2 separate regions of the Homo sapiens genome follow, and region 1 is linked to region 2. Evidence: chromatin contacts called from ENCODE Hi-C or POLR2A ChIA-PET data. All regions are on one chromosome and are shown on one strand. Each heading gives the region's core, a stretch centred on a gene start or an enhancer-like site at or near the end of the contact. The rest is flanking DNA. Distances are from core to core; before and after follow the strand shown.

Region 1 (3,360 bases), core at 321-2,820, 320 kb after region 2:
CAGGAAGTAGAGTTGAAAAGTGAAATTGGAAAGTTAAGTGGTTTTATTATGTCATGATTATGTGGTACTTGACATGTATGATCTCATTTAATTATTACACTGCTGCAGAGAAAATCTTTTTCCTCCAATTGCATAGAAGATGTTTGAATAAGTTGACCCAGGGAATACAGCGGGTAAGTGGCAGGATAGAAATTTGAGCCCACGTTGGTAGGATTCTGAAGGGCATGTCCTTCTGTCCACACTGCAGACTGACACACCCAGAGAATACATGAGGTGTCCTCCTAACAGACCTTGTTCCTTGGAGGGAGTGGGGGTGGGGTGGGGAGAAGGAAGAGCTTCTGACCTCTCCCTTAGGACTTACAAGATAATTCCTTCTAGAATCAGACCCACACACATGGCTGGGCACCGTGGCTCACGCCTGTAATCCAAGCACTTTGGAAGGCCAAGGCAGGTGGATCATGAAGTCAGGAGATCGAGACCATCCTGGCTAACACAGTGAAACCCCATCTCTACCAAAAATACAAAAAATTAGCTGGGCATGGTGGCAGGCGCCTGTAGTCCCAGCTACTTGGGAGGCTGAGGCAGGAGAATGGCATGAACCCGGGAGGCGGAGTTTGCAGAGAGCCGAGATCGCGCCACTGCACTCCAGCCTGGGTGACAGAGCGAGACTCCATCTTAAAAAAAAAAAAAAAAAAAAAAGGAATCAGACCCACACACAGCCAGTCCTCACTTAAGCCTAACAGGTTAGTGATCACTCTCTCAAGATATTTGCCCATCAAGTATCTCCTGGACGTTTGAATTTATTGTCTTTACCAATTCATTTTCAATTAAAGGTATAATGGATTTGTCATCCTATAGGGAGATTGGGAAAAGGATAATGAAGGTAAGGCAAAGGAGGTCAGGGCAATAATGTACTTTGAAAAATGCGGTTGATTGGCCGGGCGTGGTGGCTTACGCCTGTAATCCCAGCACTTTGGGAGGCCGAGGCGGGCGGATCACCTGAGGTTGGGAGTTCAAGACCAGCCTGACCAACATGGAGAAACCCTGTGTCTACTAAAAACACAAAATTAGCCAGGCGTGGTGGTGGGCGCCTGTAATCCCAGCTACTCAGGAGGCTGAGGCAGGAGAATTGCTTGAACCTGGGAGGCGGAGGTTGTGGTGAGCGGCGATCGCGCCATTGCACTCCAGCCTGGGCGACAAAAGCAAAGCTCCGTCTCCAAAAGAAAAAAAAACAACAAAAAAACCCCAGAAAAACAACGAAAAATGCAGTCGATCCATACATGCTTAGACCAGCGGGTACAATTCTAGGAAGAAACAAGAATGAGAAGAAAGCCTCAGCAGCAGGGATGCAGGATTGAGGCACAGCATATAAAGTAATGAAGGAACAGGGGTTCTGTGGCCGGAGGATTTGCTCACATATCACTGTTAGGGGAGCCAGAAGCCACTGGACAGGTTCAGCCAAAAGTCAGTTTTCTATCCCGAGGACCTGCCCCTGTGTCAGGGCTCCTCTGTCCATTACAGCAAATTGAACTGGAGTCATCCTCTGCTGGACCCTGCCCCACTGACTCACTCTTGCTCAGAGAGTAGCAGCGATGCCTCTCACCACTGGGAAGGCAGCCCACTCCTGTGGATGGGAAATTTGTTCTCTAGTTTGGCTGGGTGTGCGTGTGTAGATCAGGGCAGAAATCCAGAAAAGAGGAGGAAAAATTAGTTAACAGATGGGAAGATAGGAAAACTTGCAGTTCTCGGTTAATTTTTAAAAATTGTATTGGCTGCTGTCAATGTGGCAAGAGGCCGGGGGGCAGGGCAGGGAGGTGTGGGTGGGTGGCGAGGGGCAGGAGGTGGGGACAGCTTTGAACGCTGAAGGGTGTGTGAACAGGCCCCACAAGTGGCTTCATTCAACAACTTTGTGTTTTGTTGTTGTGTTGTGTTTTCTCTTTCAGTTTCAAAGAAGCTGGCACCGATTCCACCCAAGGTCCCCTTTGGCCAGCCGGGGGCTATGGCAGACCAGTCCGCTGGCCAGCCGTCCCCAGTCAGCCTGTCCCCCACCCCGCCCAGCACCCCGTCACCCTATGGACTGAGCTACCCTCAGGGGTACTCCTTGGCCTCGGGCCAGCTCTCCCCAGCTGCAGCTCCTCCCCTGGCCTCTCCTTCTGTCTTTACAAGCACTTTGAGCAAATCGCGGCCCACTCCTAAGCCGCGACAGAGACCTACTCTGCCGCCTCCTCAGCCTCCCACAGTAAACCTCTCGGCCTCTAGTCCACAGTCCACGGAGGCCCCCATGCTAGATGGCATGTCCCCTGGGGAAAGCATGTCTACAGGTAACCAAGCCACAGGCTCCCTCACTTTTTTTTATGAACTTTAGTGAAATGTGCCTAGGGGAGGGATTGCTAGTGTTACTGCCAGTGAACACATTCCTGCGTGCTTTGGGATGACTGGGCTGGCACCAGGGGTAGCTCATAAGATCTCCTTAGAAGCCCACCAATGGAAAGCAACCCTGGAATCCATGTGTCCCACACAGGGGCTTCTTATGGGATCTCTCTCGGTCTAAGCCCACCAGCCTGGGGTTCTGTTTTTGCTCTTATTATCGGGGGTTGAAGACACTGAGTCATTTGGAGTGGGGCCTCAGGAGAGGCTGGAAGCTGGTTATGATCACAAAACAGCATCAAAACTCAGGTATTTCCTGGATAGAGCCCAAGCAACTGACAGGTATAAATGCTTATCTGGAGAACAGGGGCTAAGAACCCAAGATGTTTTTTACTATTACTAAAATAAGCCTTGCTAGAAAAATATACTTCCAGATAGATATTTAGAGAGGGGTGAATTTCAGAAAACATGCATGTCTCCATTCTCCTCCACCAGACTCCCCTCCCTGGCCAATTCCCTGAGGAGCTAATTGGACAAACCCACAACGACTTAATTTAGTTTGGGCTTAAATTTAGAAACAAAGACGGAGCTCTCTTCCCCCAGAAAAATCTGTAAGCACAAAATCGCAAACACACACCACGTTTAGCCAAAACCATTCATTGGCTGGAAGGAACGGGATGTTTTTGGAACATCTCCCCAGACACTTCAACCACATAAGATTATAAAGTCAGGGGCCTATTTGTGGTGGCTGCTAAAGTCATTTGAGCATTTTCCTTGTTCAGGGAGACAGGCACAGGGTTGAGCTGTGTCTTGGGCTAGAGCCAACCCACTTAGTAAAGTGCAGTAGCATGGCGGTGAGCTGGAGCATATGTGTACCTAGTGTTGTCCCAAGTAGCAGAAGGTGAGGCAGCTTGGGTTGGAACACACACACCACATACACACACACCCACTCACCCATTTCAAAGAACAGTGCTGTCCTAGGATGCACTGGGA
Region 2 (2,933 bases), core at 366-2,865:
GAAATCGATTTTCCCCTAGAGCCTCCAGAAACTAACGCAGCCCCGCTGACACCTTGATTTTGACCCCCTGAGACCCACTTTGGACTTCTGCCCTCCATAACAGCAAGATAATTAATGTGTGCTGTTTTAAGCCACTACATTCGTGGTAATTTGTTATAGCAGGAATGGGAAAATGATGTTACGTAATCGCTGAGATGCTCCTGCACACGAAATCAGCCTATAGACAGGCGCCCAGGCCAGGACTAGATCCCCAAAGGGAACATGGATGGATTGTTCTTCCTCGTCTCTGACACATCAGCAAGAAGGTGTCTATCCCTGAAGACCTTATTTACAAAATCGCCCCGCTCAGATCCAGAGAGTAAGCTCTAGGGCTAACCCCTCTAATGTGTTTTCAGCAACAGGGGATGGGGCAGAGGCCGGGACCAGGACATTAGAGGTTGTCCCCATGAGCTATTGTCACCTCGGGTCTCCATCTGTCACCGACTGATCTTTTAAGGACTCGTAGTATGCAGGCAGGCTTGTGTGTAATAGACGACACCCGGGGTCCACGTGCATATGAAGTTGCAAATAAGCCCTAATTATATACGTATACAGAGTGGTTTTTATGTTCTGAGCCACCAACTATTTAACGGGCTTCTTGAGAGATGGGTCTTTGTTTTATTTCATTGATCCATGTGCCTATAACACCTCGGCCAGATGCACAAATAACTCTGGGTCGGTTACGGAATGGATTTTCCCCTAAGGAGAGACTCATTCGCAGGCAAAGTTTTTGAGCCTTCCCAAGCTAAGCCCAGCCCGAGCTCTGACTTGCCCCCTGCTCCAGAGCCCCTCCCTATTTAGAGCCCAGTAGGTTTTTCACTCCAACTCAGGTATCTTTTCCCATTCCCTCGGGGTTGTGAGGTGGGAGCGTTGTGTCGCAGCTGGATCTCCAGATGCGCCGTGTCACATTTGTCCCCCCAAAAAGCATATCCTAGAAAATGAAAGCCTTTCCATTTCCCCGTGGAAATGCATCTAAGTCCAGTATTGGAGCTGCGAGATACAGAATCGTCTCTGCCAGTGCCCTGAGCCCCTCAAACCGAGGGGAATGCGTGGGCTTCGGTCCGTCGGAAGCTTTTCTTCTCAGGGGTCCAGCTTATTTCCAAATTGCCCCGCGTGAACTGTCCCGCGGGCGCGCACGCCCTTTCGCGCAGCCTTTGCAGCCGGCTGGCGGGAGATCCCGGCCGCTTCCCTTTCGCCGGCAGAAGCCCGGCCGGGGAAGCCCCGGCTGCGCACGCCCATCCCCAGGACCTCGGAGCTCCCAGCGGCTGCCGCAGCCCCGCGAACCACCTGCAAGCCCCGCGGCGTCGCAGCCCTTCCTTCTTTCCTCCGGGCATCCGCTCTTTAGCTCGCGCCCCTCTCCCAGATTCCCGACCCCTGGCCCTGCTCCCGCCCTCTGTGCCTCGGCGGCTGCGGGGCCCGCCGCAAAGAGTTAAGAGCCGGTTCCCGAGACGGCTTCGGCGGCTCCGGGTCCCCAGACCCCGCTCGCCGCTCCTGATTGGCTGAGCGCCTGTCAGTAGTAAAGGGTATCAGATGGCAAAGTTGGGACCTTCATAAAGGCGTGGTGGCGATTCTCCGCAATCGCCGGCAGCCTATGACATCAGACAGGAACGCCTGGGATGCCGCGCTGCTCCTGGCCAACCTCCGAGGAGGAGGAGGGTCCCGCCGGCTAAGAGTTAATTAGCCCCGCACGGCGAGGGGGGAGGCGCCAGTTTTCTGGGGACACTGGCTGCCACTGTACTCCTACCCAGGGGAGCTCACGGAGAGTTGGATGAATTCTGGGTTGTTAGCTGCGGTCAGCTGGGCTCCCGGGAGCCTGTTGCTGGTGGAGAACAGGGGGCGCCTGGCCAAGGGACCAGCGGCTTGCTGAGACTCAACATGACACTCCTGGGGTCTGAGCATTCCTTGCTGATTAGGAGCAAGTTCAGATCAGGTAGGGCTAAGGCATTTAGCATTCCTTCTTAAACTTTCCTCTTCTGCAATTCTCAACTCTAGAACTGCTTTCCAATAAATGTTTCAAAGCCTGCCAGGTCTACCTCAACTTTGTTCCCCAAAAGCACATTGTGGAAGCGAAGAGTTTTGTTTGACTTTGGGGGCCTTTCGTGTCTTCCGTTGTAAGTGCTTTGGGTGGTCGAGTGTGGTTGTTCATCTGTGAAAAGGCCAATCCTTTTATTTTATTTTCTCTGCATCTATGAATAGAAATTTTGGAGGGGTACATTCAGAGGGAGCAACTTTGGAAATGAACAAATAAGGGATTTCAAGTTTGGAAGCTGCGTAGTATCGGTTATAATCGCTGAGAAGATGAACCTGATGTTGTGTGTTAGGTACAGGGGTCACTTAAAATGTAGCTAATCCAAACAAATGTATTTCCCAAAAAAAGTCACTTGGGGGAAGTAAAAATAGCAAATTTGGAGCACACCAAGTATTTAAAATGACATCACTGTAGAAAAAAAAAGAAAGCCCAGTGCCACAAATATTTTTTCCCAAACCATCTGATATTTATAAATAGAGAATTTCCCCCAAAATTTCTGTGTTAGTGGCACATGGAGAAACTTCTCAAAGGACGCTGAGTGGAGGTGAGTGGAAGGGAGAGACGGGAGCTCTAACCGCTTCTCCAGAAGGGCTTGTACACGCGCCCATGGAAGGTGTCTGTGTGGGTCTCCACGTTTAGACAAAGCAACACTTGACTTCTGAAGTTATTTTTCAGTAGCTCTGTGTATAATGTTGGTTTTAGAAAACTGGTTAACAACACACTCAACAATGTAGGACTTCTACTTAGATTGATGACTTTTAGGAGAACTCTGATGTGAACATTAGACATAACAGGTGTCAGAAAGATGCTGGCATAGGTTGCTAAGCTAAAGTTTCCTTAGCCCTTCTACATGGGGCCAACTCAG

The links. A loop is a pair of places that touch in the nucleus more often than their neighbours do. ChIA-PET counts read pairs that join two places held with the same protein, here RNA polymerase II (POLR2A). Pooled maps may share reads with other maps.
Region 1: a loop to region 2 is called in a map of heart left ventricle, with 3 times the contacts of the local background. The contact joins the enhancer-like site here to the promoter of MYOCD in region 2. A Hi-C loop is called at or near these places in 4 of 168 maps with a recorded cell type or tissue (Right ventricle myocardium inferior, Right ventricle myocardium superior, cardiac septum and 1 more) and 5 of 50 pooled maps. POLR2A ChIA-PET finds 5 or more read pairs at or near these places in 2 of 52 experiments (GM10248 and activated T-cell).

What each region holds. Positions count from the first base shown.
Region 1 is chr17:12,982,588-12,985,947 of GRCh38, forward strand. ARHGAP44 (Rho GTPase activating protein 44) reads left to right here. Exons shown (of 21, transcript NM_014859.6): 20 at 1,944-2,321. Among named protein-coding and RNA genes, the nearest start is that of ELAC2, 34 kb to the right of the region's middle. Within about 2 kb of position 1,571, at least 15 of the 41 ENCODE cell types and tissues checked have a DNase peak (open chromatin) inside an H3K27ac peak, as active enhancers do; they include heart left ventricle, where a contact is called at or near this core.
Region 2 is chr17:12,664,275-12,667,207 of GRCh38, forward strand. It overlaps MYOCD (myocardin), which reads left to right and starts at 1,616. Exons shown (of 14, transcript NM_001146312.3): 1 at 1,616-1,969. The coding sequence starts at 1,915.